Regions from separate parts of the Homo sapiens genome. Here region 1 is linked to region 2. Evidence: read pairs that join two places in POLR2A ChIA-PET (ENCODE). Cell type or tissue: GM12878. All regions are shown on one strand. Each heading gives the region's core, and the rest is flanking DNA. Links, peaks and the distances in the headings are about the cores only.

Evidence for each region. ChIA-PET counts read pairs that join two places held together with the same protein. Peaks named below come from ENCODE experiments on the same cell type or tissue, not always from the same donor. Only the 100,000 strongest peaks of a DNase experiment are listed, where the experiment ranks them.
Region 1: POLR2A ChIA-PET joins it to region 2 with 13 read pairs; 1 of 35 experiments calls an interaction of 5 or more read pairs at or near these places.

The regions. Positions count from the first base shown.
Region 1 is chr1:11,366,887-11,382,946 of GRCh38, reverse strand. LOC105376740 (a long non-coding RNA gene) reads right to left here and starts at 11,258. Exons shown (of 4, transcript XR_946959.3): 1 at 11,161-11,258; 2 at 9,868-10,194; 3 at 6,906-7,052; 4 at 5,411-5,660. RefSeq lists enhancers at 9,288-9,787, 9,788-10,289. In GM12878, for the core only: no CTCF peak of the experiment used is centred there; a DNase peak (open chromatin) is centred at 6,975.
Region 2 is chr1:11,806,809-11,822,868 of GRCh38, reverse strand. CLCN6 (chloride voltage-gated channel 6) reads right to left here. Exons shown (of 23, transcript NM_001286.5): 2 at 15,679-15,738; 3 at 6,958-7,023; 4 at 6,189-6,254; 5 at 3,315-3,381; 6 at 68-174. Among named protein-coding and RNA genes, the nearest start is that of CLCN6, 8.6 kb to the right of the region's middle. RefSeq lists an enhancer at 16,048-16,060. In GM12878, for the core only: no CTCF peak of the experiment used is centred there; a DNase peak (open chromatin) is centred at 7,693; H3K4me3 peaks cover 1,125 bases; H3K27ac peaks cover 1,895 bases.

The DNA.
Region 1 (16,060 bases), core at 3,884-8,883, 440 kb after region 2:
CTACGGGATTGCAAACTGCTTCCAACTACCCCTCCTACTAGAAATGGAAGAAGAAGCCACTTGCCAGATCAACAGCCACACGCTGTGTCCCTAAGGCTGTGTTAATCTACCCTAGCAGAGACACTCTATGTAGCACCGCAGCTGCAGGTGAGACTACTGCTTGGTTGTACTAATGAAAGTCTACTCTCAGCCCGGCGCGGTGGCTCGCACCTGTAATCCCAGCACCTTGGGAGGCTGAGGTGGGCAGATCACTTGGGATCAGGAGTTCGAGACCAGCCTGGTCAACCCGGCAAAACCTTGTCTCTACTAAAAATACAAAAATTAGCTGGGCATGGTGGCACATGCTTGTAGTCCCAGCTACTCAGAAGGCTGAGGCAGGAGAATCACTTGAATCCTGGAGGCGGAGGTTGCAGTGAGCAGAAATGGTGCCACTGCATTCCAGCCTGGGTGACAAAGCGAGACTCTGTCTCAAAAGAAAAAAAAAAAAAAGAAAAAGAAAAGAAAAAAAGAAAGTCCACTCTCATCTGCTAGAATTCATCTGAATTTCTTTGTTGTTATGTTGTTGTAAGGACCAAGCTAGTGAATTGGATAAGGATGGGATGAGGATCACCACTCATGCATCTTGGGTCTTTAAAAGTGATGCTAATTTCTGCCATTTCCCCTAAACGGTAATGCTGGGTTTGTTTGTTTTGTTTGTTACTTGATCAGGATGGGGGATAGTTTCAGAGACTTCCATCTGGGCTTCACCACATAGCTTTTAGACCAAAGGGCAAGGAAGAGAGTATGAATTCTGCCAATCATGTGTGCCCATCCCAATTACAAATTCTGGAACTAGGGAACTGGGTGGGTTCATGGATTCAGTGTATCTACTGTGGTCAAAGCTCAGACCAGGATTCTATTGATATTCTGGGTCCCATCTGCTCCTACCCTAACAGGAGGCGATGATGACACTTCAGATCCCTACATATCAACACGTCATGTTGAACCCTTTTTGTTTTTTGTTTTTTGACACGGAGTCTCACTCTGTTGCCCAGGCTGGAGTGCAGTGGTGCGATCTTGGCTCACTGCAAGCTCCACCTCCCGGGTTCACACCATTCTCCTGCTTCAGCCTCCCGAGTAGCTGGGACTACAGGCGCCCACCACCATGCCCGGCTAATTTTTTGTATTTTTAGTAGAGACAGGGTTTCACCATGTTAGCCAGGATGGTCTCCATCTCCTGACCTCGTGATCTGTCTGCCTCGGCCTCCCAAAGTGCTGGGATTACAGGCATGAGCCACCACACCTGGCTAATTTTTTTGTATTTTTAGTAAAGATGGGGTTTCACCATGTTAGCCAGGATGGTCTCGATCTCCTGACCTCGTGATCCATCTGCCTCAGCCTCCCAAAGTGCTGGGATTACAGGCGTGAGCCACCGTGCCCGGCCCATCTTGAACCCTTGAATCTTGTAGCCAGTAATCTTAGAAATGTCTGGTTGTTCCTTTCACCAGGGTACAGTAACTCAAACAAATGGCTGCAGGTTCTTTTGAAGAGGAATGGGGTAACCACTACCATGTACATTTGCCGTGTGTTGCAGGCTGCTGCTTCTTGGGGATCAAGTCTCTCCTTCATTAAATGGGTTCTGGGCCTGAACTCTAGCTCAGTAAGGGATTGTGGGCTTTTGCTAGGGCAGCAGCTTCAGCCATCCTTGAATTCTTTTGGCTGTGTAAATTACATAATACTTGCCAGGCGCAGTGGCTCACGCCTGTAATCCCAGCACTTTCGGAGGCTGAGGCGGGTGGATCACCTGAGGTCGAGAGTTAGAGACTAGCCTGACCAACATGGAGAAACCCCATCTCTACTAAAAATATTTAATTAGCCGGGGGTGGTGGCACAAGCCTGTAATCCCAGCTGCTCAAGGGGCTGAGGCAGGAGAATTGCTTGAACTTGGGAGGTGGAGGTTGCGGTGAGCCAAGATGGCATCATTGCACTCCAGCCTGGGCAACAAGAGTGAAACTCCATCTCAAAAAAAAATTACTTAGTACTCTTTTTGGCTGCCTGTCTATCTTGTCCCTGGGAACACCGTGTTCTAGGAGCCATTTCTATAGCTCTCTGCAGGCTCCCTGCTTGCCACTCTGGCCTTGCTGCTCATTACGATAATTCTGCCCACCTTGCCTGTTATGTTTAAGTTCCACCACTGAGCCTCTATTCTTTCAGGATCCCATCTTCCTTATTGCTCTCAGGGAGCCCGGTCTGTCACAGCACCTCCTCCTGTCAGCCTTGGTTTACAGAGAACAGCACCCTTGAGCGCTACAACCATGTCCTCAGCCCTCTCCCCCGTGCATGGTAAATGGGCAGTCCTCTAGGCTTTCCCAAAGAACACAGTTAGCAAGTCACTTTTCTGGCTTTATGTAGTTATCCATCCTAGCACACCCACTTCCCTAAGGCTTTTTTTTTTTTTTAACAGAGGCTTGCTCTGTAGCCCAGGCTGGAGTGCGGTGGCGTGATATCACCTCACTGCACTCACTGCAACCTCCATCTCCAGGGCTCAAGCTATCCTCCCACTTCAGCCTCCCTAGTAGCTAGGACTACAGGTGCATGCTACAATGCACAACTAATTATTTTTTGTAGAGACGGGGGTCTCGCCATGTTGCCCAGGCTGGTCTCAAACTCCTGGGCTCAAGTGATTCTCCCACCTCTGCTTCCCAAAGTGCTGAGATTATAGGCATGAGCCACCTCGCCCAGCTTATCTGAGTCTTTTGATCCCGTCTTCCACCATCTGCCACAGAAGTTCTGGCACTTCTAGTTCACCTAGTATGAGCCCTTGCTTTTTCCAAGCCTCCAAGAGCCATCCTAACAGTGAGTTAGCACCATCTCCTGGGGTCTTTGCCAGGCGGTTAAATCCTGTATCCTTGGAGGTGGCTCCCACGTTGCTGAACTCTCCCTACCCGACTCCCTCCTCCATTGCCTTTGATCCCAGCACCCTCGTGATCCAGTCCCATCCATCCTCTTCTGATGTCTGCCAGTGAACGTTGGCTGGGTCCTGCAGCCTCTCTGTCATCCCTTTATTCTCGTGGTATAACTGAATTCTGTTGTAACTTGACTGAAGATACTGGTCTGGGGGACAGAAAAGGAGGCAGCACAGATAGTCTGGCAAGCCAGAGGACTCTGCATCAGCTTCAAGCAAGGGAGGGTTTTGCTTGCCTTTAACAAGGAGTGAACCACCCTGCAGGCCCAGAGGGTTTCAGAGAATTTAGGGATTCAAGATTTTCAAGTGCAACAACCCAGATGTCCCCATCCGTATGTCATAAATGAGCATCCCTCTTTCCAATCAAGGCTCTGACCTTGGACTAGCAGACTTGCCAGAGTCGAGAATTCAGCCTTCTCTGTAGCTCCACTTATAATTAAGTTGTGGGCCCGATCCTCAGGTTTTTCTGTCTGCGAGCTGCAGAAGATGAGAGTCTCTTGATATATGCTGCCAAGGAGGGCCTCTGGATCTCACACCTCACTTAAATCGGTGATTAATCACCCCAGCTTTACATGGTCTTCTTCCAATGCACTGAAGGCCCCCAGCAATCACTATCTGGTTTTTTTTTCCCTTTTTTACTTTTATTTTTTGAGACAGGGTCTTGCTCTGTCACTCAGGCTGGAGTGCAGTGGTATGCTCACCACCCACTGCAAACTTGACTTCTTGGGCTCAAGCGATCCTCTTTCCTCAGCCTCCCAAGTAGCTGGGACTACAGATGCACGCCACCACCTTGGCACTATTCACATTTTGGGCCACATAATTCTTTGTCGTAGGAGCTGTAGGATTTTTTTTTTTTTTTTTTTTTGAGACAGCGTTTCCCTCTGTCATCCAGGCTGGAGTGCAGTGGCACAGTCTTGGCTCACTGCAACCTCTGCTTCCCGGGTTCAAGTGATTCTCCCTGCCTCAGCCTCCTGAGTAGCTGGGATTACAGGCACCCGCCACCATGCCCAGCTAATTTTTGTATTTTTGGTAGAGATGGGGTTTCACCATGTTGGCCAGGCTGGTCTCCAACTCTTGACCTCAGGTGATCCACCCAGCTTGGTCTCCCAAAGTGCTGGGATGACAGGCACCCGCCACTATGCCCAGTTAATTTTTGTATTTTTAGTAGAGATGGGATTTAGCCATGTTGGCCAGGCTGGTCTCGAACTCCTGACCGCAGGTGATCTGCTTGCCTCGGCCTCCCAAAGTGTTGGGATTACAGGCGTGAGCCACCGCGCCCGGTCGCATCATAGGATTTTTAACAGCATCGCTGACCTCTACCTCCTGGGTACCAATAGCCATGCCATCCCCCTCCCCCACAATTATGACAACAGAAATGTCTTCAGGCATTCTTGGATGGTTTTTCGTTTGTTTAGTTGGTTTGGGTTGGGTTGCGTTTTTTTGTAGAGGCAGGATCTTGCTAGGTTGCCCAGGCTGGTCTTGAACTTCTGCCCTCAAATGATCCTCCCATCGTGGCCTCACAAAGTGCTGGAATTACAGAGGGGTGAGCCACTGTGCCTGGCCAGCAATCACTATCTGACTCCACAGTTTTTATAATGATTACTTCCCCCAAATCTCTCAAATGGCTGAGATATATCTGCCAATGCATTCCCTTCTGTGGATTTTCCATCCCAGTTCACCATGACTGAGAGTTTTAACAACTGCCCTGCTATAGCACAACAGACCCCTACCTCCCAGGGATGGGGGCCTCATTGCTGGACCCAGCAAGTAACGCAACTCAAAAATCCCATTGAAAAATCTGCTTCCCATGACCTCTTCCAATACTAACTGCCTTCCACCAGAACTCAGCGGTAGGGATTTCTGAAAAGGAGAAAAAGAGCAGAATTAGACAGAGGGAGAAATTGAACTGTGATGCGGTGGCTACAAAGGGCCCAGACAATACTGCAGGGAGCCCTGGGGCTCCGATGAACTTTCAGAGCTGTTTCAAATCAAAGAATCCTATTTGATTCTCAAAACAACTTTACAAGGATGGCACTATCATTATCCTCTATCTATAGACGAGGAAACTGAGCTCAGAGAGGTAAGTGACCTGCCCAGGATCACACAGCTTTGAGGGGTTGAGCTGGGATTTCCACCCAGGTCTTTCACTCTCTAAAGATTCCTTCTAGGCTGGGTGCGGTGGCTCACACCTGTCATCCCGGCACTCTGGAGGCTGAAGCAGCAGGATCCTTGAGGCCAGGATTGAGACCAGCCTGGGCAACATAGGGAGATGCTCACTCTACAGGGTATTTTTTAAATTAGCTAGATGTGGTGGCATGCACCTATAGTCCCAGCTACTCAAGAGGCTGAAGCCGGAGGATCACTTGAGCCCAGGAGTCGGAGGCTACAACGAACTGTAATTGTACCACTGCACTCCAGCCTGGGCAACAGTGCAGGACCCTGTCTTGAAATAATAATAATAATAATTTTAATAAAATAACAAATAAAGCTTCCTTCCAACTTGTCCTCCCCAGTCTCCTAGGGCCTCGGAGTTCTCTGTTGGATCCTCTTCATTCGGCTGGCAGAAAACAGGGCGGCAGACGGGATGTTGCGTAGGAGGTGTCACAGGCCAGGTGTGGGCACGCCAGTCATCACTTCTACCCACATTCCGCTGGCCAGAACTCAGCCAAGTGGCCCAAGGTCGCTGTCTACAAGGGAGGCTAGCAATGTAGTCTAGCTGTGTGCCCAGGAGCAAAGGAGAAATGATTTAGTCCAGTCTCAGCCCTGCCCTGAATATGGGAGTGCTGAGAGCCAGCAGAGCAGACAGAGCCCATCTGTTTCATTAATTTGCTGTTTGTTCTTGGGCTGGGGGTGGAGGAATGCCCACAGGAGCTAATTTAGTTGGCAGCAAAAGGGAGTGAGTTGGGAGGTACCCATGGGTTCTGGTTTATCAGCCCAGGCCCAGGGCACATAAGGAGCAGCCATCTCTGAGGAACACCGGGCCTGAAATCCAGGGGTTCAAGTGCACAGATGGACCTGGGAGGTGGAGGCTGCTATTACTCCGTGGAAGGGAGAAGTGAGGCCAGTTGGTGGGTTAGCGGGATTCACCTGCCCCGAGTGAGCCAGCGAGTCCTGAACAGCTCAGGAAAGAGGTCAGGGGTACCTGACAGCCTCCCTTCTTCTAGGAGTTCCTGTGAGGTGTGTGGAGCCAGGCCTCAGCTCACCCCACTGTAGGCTGCATCCAGATGAGGGGGGCCAGGGCTTCAAGAGCAAGCCAGCCATGCTCCCCTGCAGAACTGGGGTAGGAATGGAGTACTAATCTCCTCTCTGCCAGAGCCTCCAAGGCCTCCACCCTGGCATCCCATCTCTCTGTGCATGAAGAATCGTGATCCAATTTATTAAAGGCTCTGAAAAGTCATGCGGACAGGAATCTTGTTTCTCTTGGTTTAACCAGCATTTCCCAGCATTATTTCAAAATGTCAAAATTGGAAAATACTGGTAAGAGTCAAAAGAAGGCCAGGTGCAGTGGCTTACGCCTGTAATCCCAGCACTTTGGGAGGCCGAGGTGGGCAGATCACTTGAGGTCAGGAGTTCGAGACCAGGCTGGCCAACAAGGTGAAACCCCGTCTCTACTAAAAATACAAAAATTAGCCGGATGTGGTGGCACATGCCTGTAATCCTAGCTACTCGGGAGGCTGAGGCAGGATAATTCAACCCGGGAGGCAGAGGTTGCTGTGAGCTGAGATCGCGCCACTACACTCCAGCCTGGACAACAGAGTGAGACTCTGTCTCAAAAAAAAAAAAAAAAAAAAAAAAAAAGAATTAAAAGGAAAAAACCCAGATGTAAGCCTGAATGCCAACCTGAATGCTTGCAAGCTCTGTCCCCTTTGCCAATCTGAGCCTCCAGGAGATGGAGATAATAAAAGGAACTTGCTACCACATGGGACAAGCTTAGGGATTACACAGGATGATGTGTACGCACCTGCCACTTAGCTGGTGGTTTAGAAAATGCAACTCTTCTGCTTCCGCGCTAAGCTCATTCCCCAGGGAATACCCGGCCAACACACATCCATGTGATGTCATCAGAACTTTGCAAGCAGCCACCTTCCACGGATCAGGAGGTTCAATGCTACCAACAACAGGAAGGACCGAGATAGCTCAGAAGCGAGGCTGGAGCTTCTCTCCTCCTCATTATCTTGAAGTCAGAAGTGCAGCTGTCACTCGGCCCCAGCCCCAAGCCCTCTTAACCTGTTCCCATTTCCAGCCTCTTACCCACTTGTAAAGGTGCGGGCTGGAAGCTTGATTCCCTGGGCTCTCCTGGCTCAGGGCCCTGACCACGGCAGCCGCTGAAGATGGCCTGCTGACAGTTTGATTACCGGTGACCTTCAGAGCTGGCTTAGTTAGGAACATGATTTATAACCGAATTATAGGGAATTCTATTGCCGGAGGTCTGGGGGGCTGCAGCAGCCACCTTCCAAGGCAGTCTCCACGCCCCCAGCTGACTTCCCCCAGCAGGGAACAGGTGTATAAGGGGACCAAGAGAATCCAGACCAGCTAGGGGTAAATCAGAACTCTTGCTGTTACTGGCTGTGTGACTGGGCAAGGACCCCAGCTCCTCAGGCTCAGCTCCCTGATTTGCAAAATGGGCATGATCATATAGCCTGCCTCAAAGAGCCGGATGGGATCAAGTGAGATTATACCTAGAAAGTGCTGGCATGGGCCAAGTGCGGTGGCTCACGCCTGTAATCCCAGCACTTTGGAAGGCCAAGGTGGGCGGATCATGAGGTCAGGAGATCGAGACCATCCTGACCAACACGGTGAAACCCATCTCTATTAAAAATACAAAAATTAGCCGGGCATGGTGGTGCATGCCTGTAATCCGAGCTACTCAGGAGACTGAGGCAGGAGCATCACTTGAACCCAGGAGGTGGAGGTTGCAGTGAGTCAAGATCTCGCCACTGCACTCCAGCCTGGGCAACACAGCGGGACTCCATCTCAAAAAACAAAAAGAAAAAGAAAGTGCAGGCATGGATGGTACCTGGCATGGAGCAAAGTGGCGCCTGCATACTCAACCAGTGGGAGTCATTACTACCAGTAAAAGAAGCCGTGACAGGGACAGTCCATCTGCCCCAGAGCTCCTTGGATCAGCCCTGCTCCCTCCTTGTCCTCCCCAGATGGTGACTGATGGGCTTCTGGGAAAACAAACCAAAAAGGCCTTTGGTGGATTCCTCAAGCACAGAATCCATTCGGAGTGATCAGTACCTGGCCAAACTGCTTATGAGTTCTTTTGAATGTCACTCCTGTCCTGACCCGGGGGGACAATGAGTCAGTCCTGTGAACACTGCAGTTAGGTCAGGCAGAGGGAATTTGCACCCCTCGCCCCTCTGGGCAGTTCCAGAGTTCAAGCTTTTGTCTTAGGCCAAACGAAACAAGCCCAAGCAGGCGCTGAAACAGGCAGGTCACCGTGACCCCAATAATTGTCCTTGCCAGGGATAAAAAGTCTTTTGAACTAAGAGTAGCAGCAGCCCCAGGAGCTGAACAGGAAGGAGATTGCACCTGGCCAGAGAGCACTCCCACACACACCACACACCACACACCACACCACACACCACACACACCACACAACACACAAAACACCACACACACCCATCCACACACCACACACACCACACAACACACAACACACCACACCACATACCACTCACCACACCACACACACCCATCCACACAGCACACAACACACCACACAACACACCACACACACCCATCCACACACCACACAACACACAACACACCACACACATCACACACCACACACCACACCACACACCACTCACACCACACACACCCATCCACACAGCACACAACACACCACACAACACACCACACACACCACACACACACCACACACTACACCACACACATCACACACACCCATCCACACAGCACACAACACACCACACAACACACAACACACCACACACACCCACACACCACACACACCACACAACACACAACACACCACACACACCCATCCACATAGCACACAACACACCACACAACACACAAGACAGCACACACACCCATCCACACAACACACACAACACACAACACACCACACACATCCATCCACACACCACACCCATCCACACACACCACACACACCCATCCATACATACACACCACACCCATCCACACGCACACACTACACACACACCACTCACTCTACACACACCACTCACTCTACACACACCACACTCATTCACACACACACCACACACACATTCACACACATCCATCCACATGCACACCAGACTCATACACACACCACACACACATACACACACACATCCATCCACACACACACCCATCCACACACCACACACACACATCCATACACACCACACCCATACACACACACCACACTCATTCATACACACCACACACACACATCCACACACATTTCATACACACACACACATCCACACACACACCACACACTCCACGCACCCATCCACACACACGCATGCACAGGGGAGGAGCTGCTTGGCAGAGGCTTTGCCCCCTGCACCCTCTTCTCCAGAATCCTCCCATAACCTTCCCTGCTTGGGCCTCCCTTGTGGGTCTTTGGAATCCCAGATCTGGCTTGAAGCTGAGGGACTCTGCTTCCTCTGAAAACCCCACAGAGAGTGAGCAGGATAACAGGGAGACAATTCCTCCGTCAGTGTGGCCAGGGCCCACCCGCAGGTTGCCGATGCTACCTTCCCTCACCCACCCTGGACTCGGCTATTCAGAGCCCTTTCACATTCAAGTCTGGCCTGATCCCTGCAGCAGCCCTGCCAGGGAGGTATCAGCATCCATTCACAACGAGCCTGTTGAGGATCAGAAAATGCAACCGCCTGTGTCAGGATCACCCAGCAGGCAGGCCTGGGGCTGCTACTCACATCTGCTCCACTGACTCCCCGTCCAGTGCTCCTTCCAATCCTGCACTGTACACAGGGGGGCCTGTGGAGACAGCTCCAGCGTAGGAGAAGTCGAGCTCTGGGGAGGAGCCCAGGGACCATCGCTTGTCCCAGCCTTCAGGCAGCCTTGCCTGCCACGTTATTTAAAATCTTTGGAGACAGAGAAGGAGCCAGTGGAGGCCAAGGATGAATGCCTGGTTGGCCCTTCCAGAAAGATGAAGATTTCCAAGGTCCTGAGTGGGTTCCAATTCCTCTCTGCTCTTCTTCCAGCATGGTGTCACTTTGCCTTCCAAGACTCCATTTTCTCATCTGTAAAAAGGGATAATATATAAAGAGTGACCAAAAAAAAAAAAAAGACAACCAACCCTATTCAGATTGGTGGGAAGTGTAATTGAGCTATCACCAGGTCAGCTGCAGAAGAGCTGCTCAAGAAATAAAAGCTGTTATTAAACACATTCACAAAAGAGGGTTATTGCATGCTACCTATTTACATTGATCTTTTCTCAACCCAAAATGTAAGCATTCATTAACTGATGCCAAACAAAAATTAGCTGGGCATGGTGGCACGTGCCTGTAATCCCAGCTACTCAGGAGGCTGAGGTAGGAGAATTGCTTGAACCCGGGAGTTGGAGGTTGCAGTGAGCCAAGATCGCACCATTGCACTCCGGCCTGGTGATGAGAGCGAGACTCTGTCTCAAAAATAAAAATAAAACAAACCTGTAAATTTCATGTGGAACCAGATAGGGTGTGTGTAAATAAAGCAGTATACACATTCGTTACCGTGTCAATTTCCCTTTGACATATGTTTTCTTGCTGGGCACGATGGCTCACACCTATAATCCCAGCACTTTGGGAGGCCAAGTCCGGCAGATCTCTTAGCCCAGGAGTTTGAGAACAGCCTGGGCAACAGGTTGAACCCCCATCTCTACCAAAAAAAAAAAAAAAAATTAGCCGGGCATGGTGGTGCACACCAGTAGTCCCAACTACTTGGGAGGCTGAGGTGGGAAGATCGCTTGAGCCTGGGAGGCAGAGGTTGCAGTGAGCCAAGAGCATGCCACTGCACTCCAGCCTGGGTGACAGAGCCAGACCCCATCTCAAAAAAAAAAAAAAGAAAAAGTGGCCAGGCTCAGTGGCTCACGCCTATAATCCCAGCACTTTGGGAGACCAAAGTGAGCAGATCACCTGAGGTCAGGAGTTCAAGACCAGCCTGGCCAACATGGTGAAACCCCATCTCTACTAAAAATACAAAAATTATCCAGTCATGGTGATACACACCTGTAATCCCAGCTACTCGGGAGACTGAGGCAGGAGAATCACTTGAACCCGGGAGGCAGAGGTTGCAATGAGCCGAGATCATGCCACTGCACTCCAGCCTGGAAGACAGAGAGAGACTCTGTGTCAAAAAAAGAAAAAGAAAAAGAAAAAAAAAAGAAAAGAAATACATTTTCTTTACCGTGAGTTCAATAATGACAGGCTAGCTTAGCAGTCCTTTTATTTCTCCTAATTTGACCCTGGCACACCCAGCTACATCTGTCCCAGCCTCCTGTCCAGTCCCCAGCCCGCCCTCACAGGCAGCTGGTGCCCTCCGTTCCTGCCACATGATTCCTGCTCCGGAGAGGTTGAGGCCACTGGCTGTCACCCTGGATTTTATGCTGGATCCCAACCTCATCTCATGAAATCACATTAACAGCCTGGTTTTGAGCATTCCTTTGTGTCAGCCTCTTCTTTTTCTCTTCTTCCCCCTTTTCCTAACCTTTCTCCCAATCCCAAAGAAGATGTTCTTCCTTCTCACCCCACTCTTCATCTGTTTCCTTTGCCAGCTCCTCTTTTGTCACCATTCCTCTCCCCCCACCCCCTCAGGCTGACTCGGCCCTCCACACGCACTCAACGTTTTTATCTTTCAGAGACATCATCCGTCCACCTAGCTTTTTCAGCCTAGCAAAATCAAAAGAAACCTCCATTTTAAAGTTATAAGGAAAGAACTAGCTTCTGAGAGTGGAAGTGACTTCACCAAACGCACACAGCAAATTGATGGCAAAACATAGTTACCCATCAATTCCACCCGGTAATGAGCGGTGATTGCTTAAGAGGAATGGAGTTTCTGTCTGGTGATGAAAAAGTTCTGGAACTGGATGGTGGTGATGGCTGCACGACAGTGTGTATGTATTAAACGCCACTGAATTGTACACTTAAGAATGGTTAAAATGGTAAATTTTATGCTATGTATATTTTGTCACAATAAAATAAAATAAGCCAGGTGCAGTGGCTCACGCCTGTAATCCCAGCACTTTGGGAGACCGAGGAGGGCAGATCACAAGGTCAGGAGATCGAGACCATCCTGGCTAACACGGTGAAACCCCGTCTCTTCTAAAAATACAAAAAATTAGCTGGGCATGGTGGCGTGCGCCTGTAGTCCCAGCTACTCGGGAGGCTGAGGCAGGAGAATGGTGTGAACCCGGGAGGCGGAGCTTGCAGTGAGCCGAGATTGAGCCACTGCACTCCAGCCTGGGCGACAGAGTGAGACTCCATCTCAAAATAAATAAATAAATAAATAAAATAAAATAAATAGCTAGATGACAGCGATGCGTCTACTGATCTTCCGGTAGTTAGACCCACGCCACCTCCTTCCCAGTCCAGAGCTCTGAAATGCACACTCCAGTCATTTGCTGTTGAATCCCGATCCTCATGTCCAGACCTCAGCAGCTACAGTCTTCCACTGAATCATCCACAACCCCAACAACAATGACCATGTATTGAGCAATTCCTCTGCCCTGGGCCAGATGCGGTGCTCGGGGCATTCCGGGCAACCTCTTGCTTAAATTTGGATGCCCCTCTGGCGCAGCCCTCTCTCCTTCGCACCTCCTACTTTTTCGGTAGGCTCATGTCGTCTTTCTTTTCAATATCTGCCCTACTGGCTTCTTCCCTTTGCTGCCAACGACCCCCGCCTCTGCCCCAGCTCACATAAATTCTGCTACAGCCACCCAGTTCCTTCTCCACTTCTGTCTGCCTCCTGCTCTGGGCACCCTACTCAGAGCAATCAGCAAGTCTCAGAGCTGGACAGGACTTTTGCCGGGCACCCTTTTCCGAAGTATAAATACTCTTTACACAACCTAAAAAAAGTGCCTGTGGTGTCAGCTCAGACACATCCAGGAACCTGCAACTGACCGCTCCCCATGCCCTGCAAGTAAAGGCCAAGCTCCTTAGCATGATGTTTGGGGATCAGATGCCTGTCCGCTCCTCCACCCGCCCTCCAGACAGATAACATGCCTTATTGCTGTGTTCCCAATATGTAGCCAGGGCTGGCATTTAACAACTAACTCTGTTTTATTCAACAAGCAGTTATGGACTGCTACTGATGGATATACTGTGGGAACAAAAACGATACAGTCCCTGCCCTCCTAGAGCATAAACTCTAACCAGAGGGCAGATCCACCAGCATAGAAATAGATTCCTAGACATGACAACCATTGATAAATGCTAAGAAGAAAAAGATGGGGATGTTATGAGAGAAATTAATGGGGGAAACTACTTCGTGTAAATGTTTGATGAACTAACAAGCCGAAGAATGAATTCATTAAATCACTGGATCAATGAATGGTGAAGAACTCTGCTCATACAAGAACCAGTTGTAAGCATGAACGCTGGAGCCAGACTGCCTGGGTTTGTGTCCTGGATATAGCACTCACCAGCTGTGTGACCTTGGGCAAGTCACTTAACCTCTCCATGCCTAAACTGCCTCGCTGATAAAGTGTGGGATAACAATAGTATCTCAACTCATAGATTATTAGTCAGTTTTTGGGTGTTTTTTTTTTTTTTTTGAGATGGAGTTTCGCTCTTGTTGCCCAGGCTGGAGTGCAATGGCGTGATCTCGGCTCACTGTAACCTCCACCTCCCAGGTTCAAGTGATTCTCCTGCCTCAGCCTCCTGAGTAGCTGGGATTACAGGTGCATGCCACCATGTCCGGATAATTTTTGTATTTTTAGTAGAGGTGGGGTTTCATCATATTGGTCAGGCTGGTGTCGAACTCCTGACCTCAGGTCATCTGCCCACCTCGGCCTCCCAAAGTGCTGGGATTACAGGTGTGAGCCACCGCGCCCGGCTTTCGGGTTTCTTTTTTTTAATCCATAACAAACAATCTCAAAATCTCAGTGGCTTATAACCTCTGTATTCATTTTCTTTCTCATGGATCTGTGGATCAGCTGTGCCTCTCCAGGGTCTGGCCAGGATCGGACTGGGCCTGGTCCAGTCTTGGCTCCAGGCCACAAGTTGGGTTCAAGGCCACAAGTTGGGTCTCTCTTTCTCACAGAGAATCACAGAATTCTCATAGGAGGGTGAGTCAAATCTACCAAGCACATTAAAATCTTTGCAAGCATCATGCCTCCTAACATATCATTGGCCAAAACAAGTTGCATGGTCAAACCCAATATCAGTAGGGGTGTGTATTAATCTACTTGGGCTGTCATGACAGAACACCACAGACTAGGTGGCTTAAATAACAGAAATTTATTTACAGTTCTGGAGGCTGGATGTCTGCAATCAAGGTGCTGTCAAAGTTGGTTTTCAGTGAGGGCTCTCTTCCTGGCTTGCAGACGGCCACCTTCTTTCTGTGCCTACATATGGCCTTTCCTCTGTGTACATCCACCCCTGGTGTCTCTTCCTTTTCTTAGAGGATTAGGCCCCCACCCTTATGACCTCATTTAATCTTAATTATGGACCCAATTTAGTCCATAGCAGGTGGGGAAATATACTCTCCCTACTCTAAAGGGAGCTCCTGCCAAGTCACATGGCAGAGGGTATAGGTATAGAATTCTATACCAGGGAGTAAAGAAATGGCAGCAGTAATCTCATCTGCCACAGGTTGTTATAAGGAATAAAAACATTCACTCTGTTTTTGTTGTTGTTGTTGTTGTTTGTTTTGTTTTGTTTTTGATAGAGTCTTACTTTGTTGCCCAGGCTGGAGTGCAGTGGCTCAACCTCGGCTGACTGCAACCTCCGCCTCCCGGCTTCAAACAATTCTCGTGCCTCAGTCTCCTGAGATCCCAGTCTCTCCTAGGATTATAGGCATGTGCCACCACGCCCAGCTAACTTTTTGTATTTTTAGCAGAGACGGGGTTTCAACACATTGCCCAGGCTGGTCTCAAACTCCCGACCACAGGTGATTCACGCACCTCATTCTCCCAAAGTGCTGGGATTACAGGTGTGAGCCACTGCATCTAGCCAAAAACATTCACTCGTGTAAAGTGTGTAGAACACTGCTTGGATTTAGTAAAGTCTACACAGGTTTGGCTATTTGTTATTTTGTAGCTTAGCTAAAATACATACCATGTGATGGTTTCACAGAAATATACACAGTCAAACATATCAAAATGTATACTTTATATGTGTGCAATTCAATGCATGTTGATGATACCTCAATAAAGTTGTTTTATAGACAGAAGAGAGATGTATTTATTTATTTAAAAATCAAGGCCTTGCTCCTATTTTATGAAACTGGGCAAAAAGAAAAAAAAAAATCAAGACCCCTAAATGCAATGTGGCAGCCTGGATTTGATCCCGCATCTGAAAAAGGACGTTAGTGGAAAACCTGTTGAAACATGAATAAAGTCTGAAGTTTTATTAATAGCACCGTAGGAACGCTAATTCCTTACTTTACTAAGATATTGCCATTAAAGGAAGCTGGATGAAGGGTGTACAGGAACTCTGTACTATCTTGGCAACTTTTCTGTAAATCGAAAATGATTCCCCTCAAAAACGTAAAAACGAAGAATCCCCCCACCCCTCCATGGTCCCCCCCACTGCCTCCCACAGGGTGAGGAGCTGTTGGCTTCTGGACCTTGCCTTCATGTCCTCCGGCCTGAGAGCTAACTGCCAAGCTCGGATGTCAGATCTAAAGTAATAAACACATGATACCATTCTAATGAAAATGAGAGGCTTGGCTGAAATGAAAAGGCCAAAATCACCCGGGCTTTTGCAGGCCTCAGGCTGCTTTCCTGATGGCCTAGAGTCACTGGTGGTCACCAAGCCTCCTGTGGCCACTGAGCACTTAAAATGTAGCTGGTCCCAACTGAGATATTCTATAAGAGCCAAGGTTTTGTACAAAAAATAGAATGTAAACTATCTCAGTAAGTTCTTATATTGATTATTGGATTAAATAAAATGTATCATTAAAATCAAT
Region 2 (16,060 bases), core at 5,433-10,432:
AGGTGGGGAAAAGGAGTGCGGGACTCTAAAACCTCCTAAGCGAGCAGGTGAATCCAAACCACCTCACCTCAATGAGAACAAGGAGGCTTGCCAGGAAGACAAAGGTGAGGTTAAAACCCAGGAGTTCAAGGAGAGACAGAGCGAGGCAGCCTTTCTGGCTGCACTCCTCCACCGCTGCGGAAACTGGGTTAAGGAAACTTGTTCATCAGCCGAGGGGTGTCCCCGTCATCACTTGAGAGGGTGCAGCTGCTTCTCCTTTGGATCATGCTGGCTGCTGAGTGCACTTTTTCTCTATATATAAAAATTTTTTAAAAACTGCCTGAGATGACTGGGTGCAATGGCTCATGCCTGTAATCCCAACACTTTGGGAGGCTGAGGCAGGAGGATCACTTGAGCCTAAGAGTTGGAGGCCAGCCTGGGCAATGTAGTGAGACCATGTCGCTACAAAAAGTACAAAAGGTATATGCCTATGGTCCCAGCTACTCAAGAAGCTGAGGTGGGAGGATCGCTTGAGCCTGGGAGGCTGAGGCTGCAGTGAGCTGTCATTGCACCACTGCATTCCAGCCTAGGCAACAGTGTGAGGCCTCATCTCTTAAAAAAAAGAAAAAATTGTTTGAGATGCCTTTGACATTAGGAAATACTTCAAACATTACAAAAAGTAACGAATACCCATACCCTCACAACTGTAGCTTTAACAAATCTCAACAACATGCCATATATGCTCCAGGTATTTTTAAAAAAGAAAACATTCAGTACCATTTTAAGAAACAAAACAAAACAAAAAAAAAAACAGTTTTCCTTCCTCTCTCCCCTGGGAGAAACCACTAACCTGAAATTATTGTGTGTATTTCAAAAGTGTCCACACTGTTGTACACGGCACTTGTATATTCTGTAACTTGCTCTTTTTTTCTCAACATTAAGTCTTTGAGAATTAGCCATGTTGATACACACAACTCTGTGGTTCGTTCACTTTCACTTGTCTAAAATTTTTATTTTACAATCTACAGAAATGACATGATGTCTAAAATGATACCATATGAATGTACCATAATTTTTCCATTCTCCCATTTGGTGACTCCAGCTTTTTGCTATCATAAAGCTATAATTACCACCTTTGTACATGTCTACGGTTCAAATTTCTAAGAGGAATGTATGAGTCACAGGAATGTGCACCTTCCTTTTTCTAGAGGTTTACTGGCCAGTTTTTCTCTTTTGAGAATTCCAGTTCACATCCTTTGCTCGTTTTCCTTCCATTGGACCATCTGTTGTTTTTCTGATTGAGTTGCAGGAGTTCTTCCTGTATTATTTGTTCTGAATCAGAGTCTCATTCTGTCACCCAGGCTGGAGTACAGTGTTGCAATCTCGGCTCACTGCAACCTCCGCCTCCTGGGTTCAAGTGATTCTCCTGCCTCTGCCTCCCAAGTATCTGGACTAAAGGTGCACACCACCACACTCAGCTCAATTTGTATTTTTAGTAGAGACAGGGTTTCACCATGTTGGCCAGGCTGGTCTTGAACTCCTGACCTCAAGTGATCCGCCTGCCTCGGCCTCCCAAAGTGCTGGGATTACAGGCGTCAGCCACCGCGCCCAGCCTCTTCCTGTATTCTGGATACTAATTATCTGCCTCTTAAATGCATAGTAAATAACCTCTCTCAGGCTGTGGACTTGTTTTCACTTTATTTATGGTGTTTTATTGTTGTTATTTGGAGTTTTTGTCTTTATAAATACAATATGTACTTTGATGTGGTCAAATTTATTGATTTTGTTTGTTTTTTTTTTTTGTTGTTGTTTTTTGAGACAGTTTTGCTCTCATTGCCCAGGCTGGAGTGCAATGGCGCGATCTCGGCTCACTGCAGCCTCTGTCTCCCGGGTTCAAGCGATTCTCCCACCTCAGCCTTCCAAGTAGCTGGGATTACAGGCACCCGCCACCATGCCCAGCTAATTTTTTGTACTTTTAGTAGAGATGGGGTTTTGTCATGTTAGCCAGGCTGGCCTTGAACTCCTGACCTCAGGTGATCTGCCTGCCTCGGCCTCCCAAAGTCCTGAGATTACAGGCATGAGCCACTGCACCCAGCCATTGATGTTTTTGTTTGTTTGTTTTTGAGACGGAGTCTTGCTCTGTCACCCAGGCTGGAGTGCAGTGGCGTGATCTTGGCTTACTGCAAGCTCCGCCTCCCAGGTTCATGCCATTCTCCTGCCTCAGCCTCCCCAGCATCTGGGACTACAGGCGCACACCGCCACGCCCAGCTAATTTTTTTGTATTTTTAGTAGAGACGGGGTTTCACCGTGTTAGCCAGGATGGTCTCAATCTCCTGACCTTGTGATCCGCCTGCCTCTGCCTCCCAAAATGCTGGGATTACAGGCGTGAGCCACTGTGTCCGGCCCCATTGATGTTTTTTCTTATAGTCTGTGCCTTCTGGAGTTTTAAGAAATTATTCCCCACTCTTGACAACATATAGTCTCCCGAAGTTTTGTTCTGCATATTTACATCTTCATCTGGAATTTATCTTATTTATAGTATGAAATAGGAATATAACTATTTTTCCATATGGATCACCCATGTCCCAGCATCATTTTTTTTAAGACAGGGTCTTGCTATGCTGCCCAGGCACAGTCATGGTGCATTACAGCCTCAAACTCCTGGGCTCACCTCCTAAGTAGCTGGGACTACAGAGATGTGTATCTTTTATTTATTAAATAACACAGCGTCTTTTATTAAATCATTCATCACTCCCTCACTGATTTGTAATATTAACTGTCATTCACCAAAGTTCCATGTATGTGAGGACCAGCTTCTGCTTCTCTATCATTTTCCACTGTCTAGGTATTCCTGCACCAATATGACCAATTTCAATGACTGTATCTTAAATTTTATGACTTTTTTTTCCCTAACTCCCCAAACTTGTTAATTTTATAAGACTTGATATCTGACAGGGTCAAGTCCACCTTCTTGTCATTTAGAACTATACTGACTGCTTTTGGCCCTTTACTCTTCTACACAAATTTACAAAGAATTTCTGAGTTCCACAACAAATTCTATTGGAATTTTGATTGGAACTACATTAAATTTACAGATTAGGGAGTACAGGCATCTTTGCGGCATCTGTAATCTTATCAACCACAAACATAGGTATATGTCTTTGCTTATTAAAGTCCTTCTTTTGTGTCCTTCAGTGATCATTAGAAATATTAAAGCTGAATAGCTAATAAGCGGCCCTTCTAATACTATGCTTACTGTTAGACCCATTTCTATGTAAGAAAGAATCTTGGTGACCACTGAAGTCCACGAACACCAGGAACCGTGAAAAGGATACATGTCTGTACCACTCCGAACTTGAGTTGGGTGAAGAGTCGCACAAAAAAGTCCACAAAGAGACCCACCTGTGAAGAGCAAGAGATCTGTCACACAGCCTTATTTCCAAGTGTAGCACAAGTATAGTACAGGTGTGCTCCTCTTGAAGGCATCTCCTCCCCCACTGCACATACGGAGGCTGCTCACCAGCCAGCAGTACGTGAATGCACAGCAGAAAAGCGCAGAAGGAGGAGATCCCTTCTCCAGCCCAGTCCCACTGCCCCTCCAAAGAACAAAGGCAGAGAGTACAGCTAAGTTGAGTGAAGCAACGGAAAACAAAGAGGGAAGCAGGTGCAGAAAAAGATGTGAGACCAAGAAAGACTACTGACACAGGGGTGTCTACTCTTTTGGCTTCCCTGGACCACACTGGAAGAAGAATTGTCTTTGGCCACACATAAAATACACTAATGACAGCTGATGAGCTAAGAAAAGAAAAACTCAGAAAAATCTCATAAATGTTTTTAAAAGGTATATGAATCTGTGTTGGGCCATGGGTTGGACAAGCTTGCTTTAAAACACAACATTCATTTAGGTGTATGTGCTTTTTGCATGTTCCTTATTAGCAGGTTCTATTTTGTAAGTCATTATTTTGACTTGAAATCATCTTTTTTTGAGATGGGGTCTTGCTATATTGCCTAGGCTGGCCTTGAACTCCAGGGTTTAAGAGATCCTCCTGCCTCAGCCTCCCAGGTAGCTGGGATTACAGGCACACCCCACTGTGCCAGGCTTGACTTATAACCATCTTATAGTCCATAGTTACTCTGGGTAGAGAAAACAACCAAATTCCAGTATTCCACTCTCCAAAGTGCTCAGGGCTTAAAGGAGAACTAGAAAGACTTCTAATTTTATGGATTCAGGATCAAAGCTTCTTGCCTTTAACTCTGGCCTTCCCTCAAGCCAATGCCTGGAGGCTTTTTGATACTGAAGCCATAAAGTGGCCACACATCAATGGACAAGAGTTGGGAGTGCTATGTCATAAAGGCAGGTGTGCCTTCCTAAAATACAAAGGTAGGAGGTAAAGTTGCTTCAGCTTGAGTAACACTTATCTGAAATGCTTGGGACCAGAAGTGTTTTGGATTTCAGATTTTTTTTTCGAATATCTACATTATACTGATTAAACATCCCAAATCCAAAAATTTGAAATCCAAAATCTGAATGCGCCAATGAGTATTTCCTGAGAATCGTGTCAGCATTCAAAAAGTTTTGGATTTTGGAGCATTTTGGATTTTCTGATAAGGAACACTCAACCTGTAGTACTGACAAGTGGCAGCTCCAAAGAGTTTGATATAAAAGTAGCACAAACACTAACAACTAGAGGCCTAAGGACTATGCTTATTATAGAGAAATCTGCAACCAGAAACATATATAGCAAAATAAATACCCTGAGATTTCTTTTTTTTAATTTTTTTTTTATTTTTAAGGAGACAGGGTCTCCCTACGTTGCCCAGGCTGGTCTCAAACTCCTGGGCTCAAGCAGTCCTCCTGTCTCGGCCTCTCAAAATGCTGGGATTACAGGTGTGAGCCACCGTCCCTGGCCCAACACCCTGAGATTTAAATAAAACAATAAATCAACCCAAGTTTCCCCAAAATGGTATCCATCAGAATATCACTGAAGAGGGCTTCTGAATGCCATCAGTCTTACCTAGTAAGATGTTCCTTTACTTGTGGATTTACTATAGTAAAAATTTGATGCATGCCATGAAAATAAAAATTGTGGTTGGCCCCTGTGGCTATATTATACCGAACACATGTGTACATTTTCTAGGCATATCATGTCAAATTAAGTAGGAGGCTTGTGGCCAGTTCAAGATAAAGGTGGTCAACAGGCTGTTACTGAGGACAGATACCCTATCCCAACACTGTACTGACCGGAATCAGATTTGACATGGATCTTTTTGACTGATGCTGATTTTTCCAGCTTCTCTTCCTCATATTTAACAATGTGAAGTCGGCAGTTTTGGTTCCAGACTTTTTGCTATCCTCATCTTTGGCCATGTTTCCAATCTTGCCTTGTCTTTGATTCACCTGTGAAGTTGCTGCCTCCACCAACTCTGTTCATACGGGCATATCCCTTCACTCACAGCTGCTGGCTCTATCTTCTAGATAACATTAACGACGTACGGGGAGGAGCCCAGGATAGCACCATAAACTCCCTGCATGAGATCAATAGCTATGGTGTGCCACCCTGTTCACTGGCACGCTGTGCTAAATGAAGGGCACGATGTTCACAGTTCCGTACCCACGACTTCGCTTTTTCCCTAAAGAGCGATCTCATGCCTGCCTAGAGTCCTAACCACTCGGGAGGCTGAGGTAGGAGGATCACCCAAGCCCAGAAGGTCGAGGCTGCAGTGAACTGTGATTACGCCACTGTGCTCCAGCCAGGGTGACAAAGCGAGACCCTGTCTCTATTTAAATTAAAAGAAAAAAAAAAGTAACTTTAACTTCCATTATTTACTCTACCCAATGCATTATCTACCCATTAGGGAGACATCTAGTTTACTAGGTAGATTAGAGATTATGATCCATAATCATATCATAAAAGATAAAGTCCTGCCCAAACCTTTGAGCGCTTCAAGAGCACCATTGTCATGTGTCTCGCTTTCATTTCACAAAGCAAAAGCAGGGGAAGTGTGAAAAACTGTGCCAGGATTATTCATTTAAAAAAAAAAAAGGGAAAAAAGAAAAGGCACTCTTGATTATAATGACAAGTGTTATTGCATTATAATGTTATAAATGTTATAATGACAAATGACAATGTTATTCACCAGGCCAGGGCTTTCCCTGTAAGCCCCTCCAGCCCTATGGCCCACCATCCCTCCAGGCCCTGCCTCCTCACCAGGCCAGTGCAGACTCCAATGGCAAACACCACCATCCACTTCACCGCCTCATATCTTCGACCTTTCTGTTCACACAGGAAAAGAATGATTCAGTTTACAGGGTTATGGTGGCAGAGGGGAAGAAATACATCTTGGCCAACCAGTTTTAAGCTAAATTCCACGTGGAGAGCAGGCACAGTAAAGATGATGTTGGGATTTCAGGTGCTTTACAGTGCAAAAATGATGGACTCTTAAGAGGCTGGGCAAGGTGCACTGACAGGGGGAACTCTGGTTGGCAGGATAAAGGCCTAGGGAATAAATGCCAACATAGGCCTACCTTGCAGATAGCATGGGTTTGGTTCTAGACCACCACAATAAAGCAAATATCACAATAAAGTGAGTCACACGAGTGTTTTGGTTACCCAGTGCATATAAAAGTGATGTTTACACTATACTGAGGTCTATAAAGTGTGTAATAGCATTATGCCTACAAAAATGTACCTACCTTAATTAAAAAATACTTTATGGCTAAAAAATGCAAACAAAATGCATGCTATTGGAAAAATGGCACCTTGCTCAACACAGGGTTGCCACCAACCTCCAGTTTGTAAAACCTGCAGTACCTGCGAGGTGAAATAAAGCAAAGCGCATAAAGTGAGGTCTGCCTGTATCGCATGAAAAGGTTCAAAAAACAAGGTGTAAAGATGTTTACTGGGGCCTTTAGAAGAGAAAAAAAATGCCATGTTAAGACTGATTTGATCCCCAGAGATGAAGAATTGTAAGACCCACCTTATTATCCATGGTCTCCAAAACTTCCAGGTAAGGGTCATTGATACAGCGATCATAATCCAAACTCTGAAAAGAGGCAAAGTTGAGTCAAAAGGTCATGTCAGGTGAGAAGACCTGCAAAGGGACAAACCTCTGGGTTCCTGCTACTCAACGTGTGGATGGGCAGAGCAGTGGTACCTGCAGCACCCAGGAGGAGCTGGTTCAAAATGCAGAATCTGGCTGGGTGCGGTGGCTCATGCCTATAATCCCAGCACTTTGGGAGGTCAAGGCAGGTGGATCACCTGAGGTCAGGAGTTCAAGACCAGTCTAGCCAACATGGTGAAACCCTGTCTCTACTAAAAATACAAAATTAGCCAGGCATGGTGGCGCGCACCTGTAGTCCCAGCTACTTTGGAGGCTGAGGCAGGAGAATCACTGGAACCTGGGAGGTGGAGGTTGTGGTGAGCCGAGATCGCACCACTGCACTCCAGCCTGGGTGACACAGCGAGACTCCGTTTCAAAAACAAACACAAAAACAAAATGCAGAATCTTAGACTCCTGCAGCCCTGCAGCCCCAGATGACTCAGATGCACATTAAAATTTGAGTGGTGTTGCTTTAGGTTCATACTTCATGCTTTAGGAGAAGTTTTAAATTACCTATTTTTAAACTTCCTGTTTTGGCAAAATATTTAAAGACCTTCAGCTATCATCAGCCTTATGAAACTTACTCCATTAGATATGAACAAAAGTTTCAGTTAGCCAGAACCAAATTAATTTAGAATGTCAATTAGTTATAATTATCTTTTGTAGTTAGTGTCTATGGAAATGAGGTTAGTCACAAGACAAACTAACATGGAAAGTATTTTTAAAAGCAACTTCCACTTTTTTTTTTTTTTTTTTGAGACGGAGTCTCGCTCTGTCGCCCAGGCTGGAGTGCAGTGGCGCAATCTCAGCTCACTGCAAGCTCCGCCTCCCGGGTTCACACCATTCTCCTGCCTCAGCCTCCTGAGTAGCTGGGACTACAGGCGCCTGCCAACACGCCCGGCTAATTTTTTTGTATTTTTAGTAGAGACGGGATTTCACCGTGTTAGCCAGGATGGTCTCGATCTCCTGACCTCGTGATCCGCCCTCCTCAGCCTCCCAAAGTGCTGGGATTACAGGCATGAGCCACTGCGCCTGGCCAACTTCCACTTTATGTTAGGAAGAGGCACAGATTCAGCTTGGCTCTCGGCTCCTAAAACTTCTACATCTGAAGCAGCATCCTTTACAACATGCATCACAAAACACAGAAATCCTGCAAGCAACTTGCAGGTATGCCACAGACATTTAGAGAAACAATTCAAAGGAAATCATTTTAGTTGTCTTGTTAGAGAAGCAGCAGTCTGGGCTGGGTGCAGTGGCTCACACCTGTAATCCCAGCACTTTGGGAGGCTGAGGCAGGAGGATCACTTGAGGCCAGAAGTTCGAGACCAGCCTAGGCAAGATGGTGAAACCCCATCTCTACTAAAAATACAAGTTAGCTGGGAGTGGTGGAGCACGCCTGTAATCCCAGCTACTCGGGAGGCTAGGGCAGGAGAGCTGCTTGAACCTAGGAGGCGGAGGTTGCAGTGAGCCAGCCAAGATCATGCCACTGCACTCCAGCCTGGGCAACAAAGTGAGACACTCTCAAAAAAAAAAAAAAAAAAGACGCAGCAGTTTGGCAACAAAGAAAAATAATGGTCGGCCATCAGCTCTCCTTCCCACAACCTGTTCCTACCCACATCAGCTGGACATTGGCTGGGTGGCAGCCACACTCCCAGACAATAGTTTCAAGTCAGCCAAACACATGTGATGAGTGACAATTTATTCTATCTATATGACTACCTAGAGTTAGTCCAAATTCTTTTTTTATGAGTCCTGGAGTACCAACAAGTGACTGAGTAAATCAATTATACATCCAAATATAGTAAACTATACACCAATAAAATGATTATAGTTAAGTCTATATAGAAAGATATGGAAAATCTCCAAAAATTATTCAGCAAAAGAGCAAGATGCAATTAAAAAATAAAAATAAAGCAGGATGGAGAATTAAAAGTATAATATCCCTTTTTGATTAAACAAAATTAGGATTATTTGTACGTCAGCATTCATAATGGGAAAACATCCGTGAGGTAGTGCTTAAGGAGATATTTGTTTCTGGGTGTTGTCTGAAATTCTCATAGCACAAATGGTGTGCTTTTTTATATTTTAAAAAATGATCGGCTGGGCGTGATGGCTCACGTCTGTAATTCCAGCAGTTTGGGAGGCCGAGATAGGTGGATCACTTGAGGCCAAGAGTTTGAGACCAGCCCGGCCAACATGGCGAAACCCCGTCTCTACCAAAAATACACAAATTAGGTGGGTGTGGTGGCACACACTTGTAATCCCAGCTACTAGGGTGGCTGAGGCAGGAGAATCGCTTGAACCCAGGAGGCAGAGGCTGCAGTGAGCCGAGATTGTGCTACTGCACTCCAGCCTAGGCGACAGAGTGAGACTCGGTCTCAAAAAAAAAAAAAAAATCTTTTTTACTGATCAGAAAAGAAACACAGTGATGAAAAAAGTACTTTTAGAAACTAGACTCATCCATAAGTGATTAAACATATATGCACCTACATATGTATTGTAGCGGCCAAGAGGAAAAGCTTCCCCTTTCACTCTCTAAAGGTCTGCTGAAAGTGAACCGACAAAAGGCAGATTAATGGGAGCAAAGGCATCCACTTATTTAACATGCATTGCACAGGGGAACTGCAGAATGATTACCCAATAATGCCAGCGAGGTACAGACGCTTCTATACTCTTCTTCACAGGGGAAGGGGAGATAGGGATGTGGGAGGAAATAATTCTTAGTGGGGAATGAATGGATCTGGGAAGCAGATATCATCTTGTGAATGATTCTCTTTGGAAATTGTATGGGACAGTGAACAAACAACGGTTGGGACAGTTTGTCCAGGCTCTAGGTATGTTGTTTGGTCTTCAGTCTCCTCTGTAAGATGAGTTTTAATGTTCCCTGGTTAATGACATTTCAGGAAAGGGATCAAAGACAACTGTGTTCCTCTCTGGTAGGTCCAGTTTCTAGGTAGATAAGGGAACGGCAGAGAAGAGCCTCATCCTGTGCTTTGGGAGAGACAAAGTGTGAGGGTGGAGAGTTCAGCATATCAAAGCACCATATTTCCAGGTATCATTTTCTGAGCCCCAACAATACACACACACACACACACACACACACACACACACACACACACACACAAACATACTTTGTCTTTTTTTTTTTTTGAGCCGTGGTATCTTTTGTTTGCTAATGAGATGAGTGGCGGCTGGGGGCCCTTAGATGGCTTCAGAAAAGGGGCTGGTCACCAGAAAGACCAAGGCAGGATTAGCGGGGTGGGACACCCATCCCTCCAGGGAGGAGACCGAAGCTGAAGGTTAAGCTGATCACCAAGGGCTGGTGATGTAATCAATCATGACTGCATAAAAAAGCTTCCATAAAACTCCAAAATGACAAGGTTCAGAGAGCTTCCAGACAGCTGAACCGTTTGGAGGTTCCTGGAGGGTAGCGTGCCTGGAGAGGGCATGAAAGCTCCGTGCCCCCTCCCACGTTCCTTGAATCTCTCCATCTGGCTGTTCTTCTGTATCCTTTATGATATCCTTTATTAATAAACTAGCAAATGTAAGTAGCATTTCTGTGTTTTCTGACCCGCTCTAGCAAGTTAACCAAACTCAAGGAGGGAGTCCTGTGAACCTTCAATTCACTGCCAGCTGCTGAGAAATGCAGGTGACAACCTACTACTTTTTTTTTTTGAGATGGGGTCTTTCTCTGTCACCCAGCATGGAGTGCAGTGGCATAATCTCGGTTCACTGCAACCTCCAACTCCTGGGCTTAAGCCATCCTCCCACCTCAGCCTCCTGAGTAGTGGGGAAACAACCTCCACATATCGGTGTTAGCAGTGTTCCGCGAGTGGTGCCTGAGAGCAGAGGAGAAACAATACCCTTGCCTTCATCCAAAATATGTATGGAAATTACTGGTCAAGTACTTCATTGATGGTTCCATCTAATAATGATATGGTTCCGTAAACATTTAGAAGGTTTTTAGATATCTAGAATAGGCAAATAGACAGAAAGGAGATCACTGGTTGCCTGGAGTCAGGGGCAAGGAGAACAGGCAGTGGCTGCTAATGAGTGCAGGGTTTCCTCTCAGGTGATGAAAATATTCTAAAATTGACTGTAGGAATTAGCTGGGCGCAGTGGCTCACGTCTGTAATCCCAGCACTTTGGGAGGCCAAGGCGGGCGGATCACCCGAGGCCAGGAGTTCAAGACCAGCCTGACCAACATGGAGAAGCCTCGTCTCTACTAAAAATACAAAATTAGCCGGGTGTGGTGGCAGACGCCTGTAATCCCAGCTACTTGGGAGGCTGAGGCAGGAGAATCACTTGAACCCGGGAGGCAGAGGTTGCAGTGAGCTGAGATCACAACATTGCACTCTTGCCTGGGCAACAAGAGCGAAACTCCGTCTCAAAAAAAAAAAAAAATTGACTGTAGGAATGGTTGTACAACTCTGTGAATATACTAATTTTTAAAACCCCATTGAATTGTACACTCTACATGGGTGAACTGAATAGTATGCCAATTATAGTGCAATAAAACTGCTAAGAAGGGCATTTAGAAACAACCGCAACGCTAGAACACCAGAATCCCTTTTTTTTTTGTCAGGGTCTCGCTCTGTCACCCAGGCTGGAGTGCAGTGGCGTGATCACAGCTCTCTGCAACCTCCGTCTCCTGGGCTCAAGCAATTCACCTGCTTCGATCTCCTGAGTAGGGGGGACCACAGGTTAGCCACCACACCTCGTTAATTTTTTCGTATTTGTTGTTGAGATGGAGTCTCGCCATGTTGCCCAGGCTGGTATGAAGTCCTGGGCTCAAGTGATCCACCTGCCTCAGCCTCCTAAAGTGTGGGGGTAACAGGTGTGGGCCACTGCACCCGGCCCCCTGCTAATTTTGAACAAATTTTTTTGTAGGAACAAAGTCTCACTTTATTGCCCAGGATGGTCTTGAACTCCTGGCTTTAAGCGATCCTCCTGCCTTGGCCTCCCAAAGTGCTGAGCATATAGGCGTGAGCCACTGTGCCACGCTTCTTTTTTTTTTAAATAAATTAGTTGAGTTTGGCCCTTTGTAAATATGTACCAATGGAATATATGAGCTATTATTAAAACCAGATACTGTTACTTCTCCTTTGCTATGACTAACTTTTTATTTCTGCAGTATATGTTGCTCTTTGGTTTAGGGGACTAACAACTTTTTAAAAAAATAAAATGTTATCTGTGTCTTGCAGGGCTGTTACAGGGGGTTACGAGCAAAATGGCACCTGGCCGGGAGGGAGGTGGGGGCTGAACCAGCCCCAATTCAACCAGGAAGGGGCATCTTAGTGTTCACACCAAAACCACCTTCAACTGGTTGTGAGCTAGGGGTGCTGCTATGGCCAGTGGGGGAGGCCTTTAATTCTAAGTCTTACGTTCTGAGTGTGCCTCTTTCTAATTCAAAGGTACAATATAAATAGACTGTGTGACCTGCATGAAAACATTCCTGTTTGCAATGGCACATCTCACAGAAAGTTACCATTTTTCAAACCACCTATAATGAGAATGGATGTCAAAATGGGATTCTAACATTTTGTAAGACCCTAAATTTATCAAATAAAGAGTCAAATATGTGCAATGAACTCTTCCTGAGACAGGAAGAAGGGGCACTTTTTAGAAAGATATTCAACAGAAGGGTTTTCTAGTTGACTGACTATCAAGGTAGAGAAAACCCTATAACTCCATTCATTAAAATATGACTATTAATACCTTACTAAATATCCTTCTACATCCTTACCCACGTTTTTATACACATGCTTTTAACACGTGTTTTAAATAACAAAAATGAGATTCCACTAAATCAACTATTTTAACCTGTCCCACTCACTCCCCTCTTTATTATACTTTTTGTGTCAAGTTGATTTATTTATTGAATAAATAAAATCCAGACTTTTCTGTTTAAGTGCCTGAATTTGTTCTTACACAAAGCAAGTGCTCTCAAGAAGCTCATTCTTGAAGATGGTTGAGAAATATCAATGACCAATATCAAAAGAACATTAACCCATGAAATGTACATGAATATGGCCACGCGTGGTGGCTCACGCTTGTAATCCCAGTACTTTGGGAGGCTGAGGTGGGTGGATCACCTGAGGTCAGGAGTTCAAGACCAGCCTGACCAACATGGTGAAACCCCATCTCTACTAAAAATACAAAACTTAGCCAGGCATGGTGGTGTATGCATGTAGTCCCAGCTACTTGGGAGGCTGAGGTAGGAGAACAGCTTGAACTCAGAGGCGGGGGTGGAGGTCGCAGTGATCCAAGACCGTACCACTGCATTCCAGCCTGGGCGACAGAGTGAGACTCTGTCTCAAACAATGACAAGAACAACAAAAATTTACATGAATATGCATATCAGCTGAAGGCAAGCACATTACAAATGTAAGTACAATTTAGTAGAAGGGGTGAGGGAGCCTGGGTGTCAATGGGGAAGCCTTGGTGAGCTCCTAGAAGTAGGATGAAGGCTGTGAGACAGTCTCAGTCCTGGTGATACAGTCAGGATGATGTAACAGGGTTCAGTGAGGGAGTGCAAGGTGACAGAACAATATGGAGTATCTTATACTAATTCCTGCAAACTTCTCAACTATGTACAAGAAAACAAATACTTACGAAACAGAAGAAAATGGCCAGGTATAGTGGCTCATACCTGTAATCCCAGCACTCTGGGAGACCGAAGCAGTATCACCTGAGGTCAGGAGTTCGAGACCAGCCTGGCCAACATGGTGAAACCCTATCTCTACTAAAAATACAAAAATTAGCCGGGCATGGTGGTGGGCGCCTGTAATCCCATCTACTCGGGAGGCTGGGGCAGAAGAACCGCTTGAACCTAGGGTGGGGTGGAGGTTGCAGTGAGCTGAGATCGAGCCATTGCACTCCAACCTGGGCACTAAGAGTGAGACTCCATCTCAAATTTAAAAAAAAGAAAAAAAAAGAAATAGAACAAAACACAGCAGTGGATACAGTGCTTTTTGGTTCATTCAAAGCAGTCCCATCAGAGTAGCATATTAAACTATACAAACGGCTCCAAATGGCAAAATCTAGACAGTAGAAAATCCCAGGTCCTAATTATGTTGTCAAATAACTTACAAAAAAAAAAAAAAGATGAAGGAAGAAGCTACAGATTAAAAGAGATTTAACAGATTTATCAAACAAATAAAAAAGGACTTTTGGAACCTAATTCAAATAAAGTTAAAATACATATGACATTTACAAGAAAACTGGAAAATCTGGACAGTAGATATTTGATATCAAGAAATTCCTAATTTTTTAGATGTGGTAATAGTATTGGGTTATGCTTTTTAAAAGTCCTTATCCATTAGAGATGCATATAGAATTATGGGTGAAATAATATGATGTACAGAATTTCTTTCAAAATAACATGGGAAGGGCGGCCAGGTATGGTAGATCATGACTGTAATCCCAGAACTTTGGGAGGCTGACATGGGAGGATCGCTGGTGTCAAGGAGTTCGAGAACAGCCTGGGCAACATAGGGAGACTGTCTTTACTTTAAAACACACACACACACACACACACACACACACACACACACACACAAACACACACACACATACAATAAAAAATAATAATATGAGAAAGGAGAAGTGGATAACGAAAGCACAGACAAAAGAAGACTGGGCTTGAGCTAAATCACTGTGGAAGCTGTGTGATGAGGACAAGGGGTTTCAACAGATTATTCTGTTTTTGCATATAGTTGAAATCCTTCATAATAAAAGTTAAACAAAAAAGTGCTACAAATCCTAACGCTGACACTAAATTCTACAGCATGAAGAATTTATGGAAGAGTGAGACTCTGTCAAAAAAAAGAAAAGGTTGTGGAAAATTACCTAATGATACAAAAAGTATAATAAAGGGGGTGAGTGGGACAGGTTAAAATAGATGATTTAGTGGAATCTCATTTTTGTTACTTAAAAAAAGCATGTATCATGTATATAAAAGCATGGGTAAGGATGTAGAAAGATACTTAGTAAGGTGTTAACAGTCATCTTTTAATGAATGGAGTTATAGGCTTTTCTCTACCTTCTTTATTACGTTTAAGAATTTAATGATAAAAAGTCACGCATGTTGTTTCACCCCAGCAGTGTTGGCTTTACTAAAAACACATACTCTAAGAATCCCATACATGAAAGGTGGAACTTAATCAAGAACATGTCAGAGAGAAGCTGCTTGAGCAAGAAAATATCTGAAAAGCAAGCTCTCCTAGAAGAGAAGCAAGGCCTCCTTAACAGTTTATAAGCACACACCTGTTAGGGGCACATACTGCCTGCCAGTGCCTTTCACTCTAAGTCTCTCTGTAAGCTGTAAAAGCAAACAGTTTAATGGCAAATACATACTCTATCCAGGTTAAGGTGCCACAGATTTATAAACGTGTAAAAACACCAGACCTTGTTTTGGGGTTAAGGTGAGAAAAGGGCTTGCTAAACAGTCTCTTTCCTAGAAGGAAGTTCTCTTACCCACTCACTCCCTGGGACAGAAGGTCAAAGAGCATCTCTGGTTGGAATCATAATGCTTCGGCCTGAAGTGACCAGGCCACTCACTACTTTAGTTGCCCAAGCAGTATCAAAGGAGCTCACCTCATAGTCTTTCCTTGGAAGAATCTCATCCTCCTCCTCCTGTGTTTCTCCAAGGATGGTCTAGAAAAACAGATCCGCAGAGGGAGCCTTTTTTAGTGGTTAGGAGTGGAAGGAGGCAGAAGTATTTACTGAAATCAGTGGCTAGCTTCTAAATCATCTGGAGCCATTATCAAATAGGAACCAGCCCTCAAAAAAAACCTTTCAGGGGTGAGGGACCATGTGGGTGAGGATCTACAGCCATCAGCTGAGCTCTTCATTTCCACTGATAGTCTCCAAATAACCACCCTCCTCTTCAGGACACCTCAAAGATGTCCAACGCCAGCTGAAAAGGGGGGTAAAAATGCAGGTTCCATTTGACAGTGTGACGTATCTGAAATCAGAA